Regions from separate parts of the Homo sapiens genome. Here region 2 is linked to region 1. The links are chromatin loops, found by intact Hi-C in ENCODE. Cell type or tissue: heart right ventricle. All regions are shown on one strand. Each heading gives the region's core, and the rest is flanking DNA. Links, peaks and the distances in the headings are about the cores only.

Region 1 (2,921 bases), core at 133-2,632:
AGCATGTACGAAATTTTCCATATGGAAAATGTCCTTAAACAGTAACCTGTTAACTACAACATGTACCATATTAACCATTCTTCCATTGTCGAACAGTTGGATAATTACCAGTTTTTCATTTTTATAAACAATGCTGTGATGGACATCTTTGTAGCTAAATCTGATGGAGCAGATATGCAGTGTGAGAGAAAGAAAGAAGTCAAGAATGATTCCGAGGTTTTTTCCTGAGTAACTGGAAGAATTAAGTTGCTGTTAACTGAGAAGGGAAAGACTCAACTAAGAGCAATTAGAGTAGAAAATCCAGTAAGATTTTGGTAGTCCCGTTAAGTTTGGGAAACCTATTGGACATACAAATGGAGATGTGGCATAGGCAGTTGGATCTAAAAGACTGAAATTCAGGGGAGTGGTGAGGGCTGGAAATAGAAAACTGGATCGTCAGCATACAGGTGTGAAATATCTGAAGGCTTAGTTCTGGGGTTCACCAGTTTAAAGTCAGGAAGATGAGCATCCAACAAAGGCTACTGAGATAGGTAAGCAGTAAGGTAAGAGAATGTGGTGTTCCAGAAACCAAATGAAGAGAGTATTTCTAGAAGGAACACACTGAGAGGTCTAATAAGATGTGGACTGGAAACTGACTCTGAGATTTGGTAACATAATGCCTTGTTTATGATGTCTTCCCCAACTAGAATGTAAGCTCCACGAGGTCAGGGACTTTGTTTCCATTGATTATTGCTATAATCCTGGTGCCTAGAACAGTATCTGGCATGTAGTATATGCTCAATAAATAGTTGTTGAATTAAAGAGTGAGGAATGAATCAAGTCTGTGTGCATTCATAGTTATTTTGTCACATTAAATTCTTAAGAGTAGAATGCTACATGAAGGCAAAATCATAAGTCTTTCAGTGTGAAGTTCTATCATTAATTTTTAAGTCCACCAAAAAAGGCTGTTTTAATCCCATTTAAAGCCATCAAATATTCCTTTGTTATTGTTGGGAAACCTCAAAGGATAGCCTTAAGCCAGCGCCTAACAGAAGGATGAACTAAGCACAGTTTATTTTTAGTTTCCTCCTATTCTCCTGTTGCTACACTTGAACCCATTCTTCAACTCCCCTCAAATGCCAATCCCAAGCCACATCCCAGGTAGGATTTGTGTTCACTGGGCTGTCAATTAGTTTTCTCCTCTCCACCCTAAAGGTGTAGCTAAATGTTAAGATACTAGCTCAGGCCGAGCAAGGTGGTTCAGGTCTGTAATCCCAGTACTTTGGGAGGCTGAGGTGAGTGGATTATCTGAGCTCAGGAGTTCGAGACCGCCCTGGGCAACATGGTGAAATCCCATCTCTACCAAAAATACCAAAAAATTAGCCAGGCATGGTGCTGTGTTCCCATGGTCCCAGCTACTCGAAAGGCTGACTAAGATAGGAGGATTGCTTGAGCCTGGGAGGTTGAGGCTGCAGTGAGTCGAGATCATGCCACTGCACTCCAGCCTGGGTGATGATGGAGTCAGACCCTGTCTCAAATAAATAAATAAATAAATAAATAAATAAGAAAGATACTAGCTCACCATGACTTAGGACCCTAACAGAAACATCTGTGTTCAAGAAAGAACCCACCACAATGAAAGCTTTCGAGACCTAGAACAAAGTTATAATAGAATGACAGACACTGGAACTGCTATTTGAGGCTGGGAGCCCTGCCTAAAATCACACCACTGCCTATTCCACAACCAAATAAGGCTGGCTCTGGGCTGGTCTTATGGAAAATGCCTGGGGAATGTCTTAATGCCCAGGCCTGGCAGGGAAAGAGAGCACAAGGCTTCCCTGCCTCTTTTTAGTTCCCCCTTACACCCGTGTTCTCCCATTCTTACTCTAACATTTGTGGACTTGTTTTATCCTTCCTCTACCGGGGATGTTTCTCAGGCATTGGGATGGGGGTCTTAATCACTTCTGCACCACCAGCAATGCCTTGTATGGGGCAGGCCTTAATCATGTCTCTGGAATTGTTAACAGACAACAGACATCGCACCCCAATTCTGCTGGAGTCAGACTCAAGATACCACAGTTCTTGTTGCTAATCCATCCTAACCTAAAAAGAATCATAGTCAAACCCATATTGGCTGGCTCACAAATAATAATACCTCCAACCTGGTACCTTTTTGTTTCCCTGAAGGAACTTGGAAAGAATCAGGGAATGCATCACATAAGCCACTGGGGGACAAAGAACTAAGGTCAAAGATGTGGATGTGGGGAGAACAGTGCATGGACAGGGTGGACACTGCAGTGGTGGCTCTGAGGGAACCCTAGGCTTTGGAGCCCTTGGGCAGGAAGTTCTGATGAAAGACGCAACATACACAGACAGACACACACACCCACTTCCTTGGATGTGTTCGGAAAACACATCTGAGGCATTGTTAGAGAGGTTTATTTACAAACATTAGCTCCCACAATGAGGCATTCCTGGATTCTATGACAATGAAAGGGCTTAGGTTAGGAATGATCAAAACATCTTTTTCATAGGACCACCTACACAGTGTGGACCCTCCTGCACCTTCCACTCATCTCAGCATTATAACACATGCCAGAAATAATCTCCCAGCTACAGATCACTTTGAAGTCAAAAACATTCCTGGTTAAAACTTTCCCAAAGTCAAGGGCTTTTAAAAAAACCTTTTAAGGTCAGAAACGATTACCAGGCAACTGACAGGATAAAGTGAGGCACAGCATGCTTAAAGGCAAAAATCTCAGGGCTGTGTCATTTCAACTTAGCTTGTGAATGTACTAAAAATCCTGAGGTCAAAAGCCATTTTTCTTTCTCATCGCATTACTGCTTTTGCCCTGGGGAAAGTCTAAGAACTATATTATTTTCAGATCATAATACGGAGGCTCTCACACTTAAGTGTACATGAGAATACCCCAGGGAGTTAT
Region 2 (2,921 bases), core at 97-2,596, 170 kb before region 1:
CTTATCCTACTTAATTTCTCTACAGATTTGGCTTTTCTGTCTTCAATTTAATTTAACAAATATTTATTGAATATGTGCTGAATGCCCTGCGTTCTACTGGGCAGTGAGGATATATGATGTACATAAAAGCCATGTGCAACAAATAATATATCACAAGTACTATCAAATAGAGTACAGCATTTTTTTAGGACCACAAACAAAAACCCAACAGTTTTCCTGAGGCAGGAGGAGGGAAGGTATCAGGAAAAATAAGAAGGCGGCATAAAATAATAAAGGCATTGCCTAAGGTACAAGGCGGTAACATTGCCTACAGCACAGAAAGCATCAAAGTGCTTGCTATTTTTAAAAATCAGCAATTAGTCTAATATGACAAAAGTGAGGGTGTATTAAAGCAGATAAGGAAGTATTACAATAGGCCAGGCAAGATATAATGAAGCCCTAACTAGGCCATTGTAGCTGGGATGCAAAGAGAGGAGGGTAGAAGTGAGATTACTAGAGAAGTATTCAGAGGTAGAATCAGCAAGACTATGCCTGATTTATTAGTGAAGATGGAGTCATGGGGGAATGGTAAGTTCTGTTTTGGACACAGCATAGTGTTTGATGCTGTGGGACATTCATATAATGAAATTTAGTAAGCAGTTGGATATGTGGATCCAACTGCCACGTTGGTGGTCACATAGTTGAGAACACCTGGGGTGGCCTGGTTGTAGTAGGACACCTGCAGGGTGGGAAGCCAAGCTCAGGGGGACCGAGCTAGGGGAGGGTCCTGGGAAGGGGTGGGAGCCCAGTGGGCACGAGGCTGGTGGTGAGTCAGCCTTGCTGGCCTTCTGGGAGGGCAGAATATTCAACTAAGACCCCAACTCCCCAGGGTCTTAGATTACACAGTTGCCCGGCATGACCTCCTCCAGCTGATCTCCCCCAACCCTTCCTCGGGCGCTGACAACCCTGGCTTCCCATACCACACACCACATTGTCATCGTTAGGTGTGATTAAGGCTGCAGATAAAAATAGGGGGTGGTAATTGAAGTCATGAAAAGGATAAGATAGGGTAAAGATATGGGCAGTTTAGAGAGGAGAGAAGCTCAAGGGACCTGATAGGCTCTGAATCTTTAAGAAGTAGAGAAACTAAGTTGCCTGTTTTGATACAGGGGCCATGGTAAAGTCTTTCTAGAGTGGTCAAATTTTGGAACAGTGAATGTGGGCTTATGGTATGGTATTATTTTTCTTGTTGGTTTTTTAGTCTTTGGTCATCAGTTGGTCTAACTCTACCAGATCTTCACTTGTCTGTGGCATTGCTGCTTCTCCAACATCAATATCAGCTTCATGAAATCCCACCTATTTTGCAGAATGTCTGATGTTACTTTGCATTATCTTTGCATTGTGTTAGGGGATATATCCTGCCATGAACAAGAGGCCAGCAGATTAAAGATGGTGATATGATAGGGATAGTTCAAGGGTTTGGTTATACATTTGTGTGTGCAAAATCCGCCTTGTGTAGTTTACATTTTAGTGGAGAGAGAGAGAGATAATATATATATCCACTGAGGATAAATGTAATGGAGGAAAATAAAGCAAGATAAGGGGGAAGCAGAAAAACTGAGCAGAGACTTAAAAAGAGAGATAACAATCATGTGGATATCCACAGGAAAAACATTTCATTCCAAAAGGAAATAACGGTAAGTATAGAGACCCCAAGGCAGGATTGTTCCTTGGCCTATTCTAGGAATAGCAAATGAGTCAGTGAGGCTGGGGTAAAGTGAGCACAGGCATAGTGCTAGATGAAGACAGAAGTTGGTAGGGGCAGGGGGCTGATGATGGAGGGGAAATTCTCAACCAGTTAGACTCAACTCCGTCATTTTATGACAGCAATGTTATAATACTGACTTTATTGAAATATAATTTGTAGATGATATATAATTTCTTTACAATTTTTAAAATAGAACATGAGTGCACTATTTAAAGGAAAGGTACTTACAATCAAATATGTTTTTAATAGTGAATGTTCAGACAGACAATACAGGAAAACAAAAATGCCCTGTAAAACTACTCTAGGGAACCTGCCTACTTCCTGAGAACCAGTGGTTGTCAGGCCTTTGTTAGGCTTTTACTCTGACTGGGGAGGTTACTGGGGGGTTTAGAGCATAGGAGTAGCATAACCTGACTAATATTTTGAAAGAATCATACTATCTCCTGTGGGAAGTGAGGCTGTAGGTGGTCAGGGACAGAAATCAGGGAGACCAGGTAAGAAGCTACTCCAAAAACCCAGATACAAGATGTTAAGTTGAACCACTGCAATAGAGGACTTCAGAAGTGGTTGAATTCTGGATTTATGTAGAAGGTAGAAGACTTGATGATGGATTGGATACAAACTATAAAATAAAGAGGAATCAAGGAAAACTCCAGATTTTTGCCTGAGCAACTGTAAGGGTGGAATTGTGATTAACTAAGAGAAGGCTGGAAGGATTCATTGTGGGAGGGGAGGCCACGAGCTCCCTTTTGGATATATTAAGTTTGAGATGTCTGTTAGATATCCTGGGAGAAGAGATGTCAGGTTGAAGGTTGGATATACAAGTCTCTAGAAATCAGGGGAGGTCCAGGCTAAAGATACCAATTTGAGAATTATCGTATTTGTAAGTGGTGGAGTTATACAAAAGTTATACTACCAGTGATTCTTCAGTGGAGATGAGATGTTTATTTTCAGTAATCTGGGGAATGAATTTAAGATGTTTGAAATATTAACTGAGATTATAAGACTTTAGATTTAGAAGATTCAGGCCCTGTCACTTCCTTTTGTTTCCTCTCCAGTACCCAACCAAGTGCAATTTGGTTGCATATCTAATACAGTTTGCTGAGTAAAAAAAGAAATACCTCTTTTGAATTTGGCAGTAGAGGTTCGGGTCTTTTGAGTTAATAACAAAGAA

What was found. Peaks named below come from ENCODE experiments on the same cell type or tissue, not always from the same donor. Only the 100,000 strongest peaks of a DNase experiment are listed, where the experiment ranks them.
Region 2: a loop joins it to region 1, with 21 times the contacts of the local background. A loop is called at or near these places in 4 of 110 quality-filtered maps.

The regions. Positions count from the first base shown.
Region 1 is chr6:110,362,203-110,365,123 of GRCh38, forward strand. No RefSeq gene overlaps it. Among named protein-coding and RNA genes, the nearest start is that of METTL24, 5.3 kb to the left of the region's middle. In heart right ventricle, for the core only: no CTCF peak of the experiment used is centred there; no DNase peak of the experiment used is centred there; H3K27ac peaks cover 773 bases; H3K27me3 peaks cover 1,276 bases.
Region 2 is chr6:110,189,977-110,192,897 of GRCh38, forward strand. All of the region lies in intron 1 of CDC40 (cell division cycle 40), which reads left to right. Among named protein-coding and RNA genes, the nearest start is that of CDC40, 11 kb to the left of the region's middle. In heart right ventricle, for the core only: no CTCF peak of the experiment used is centred there; no DNase peak of the experiment used is centred there.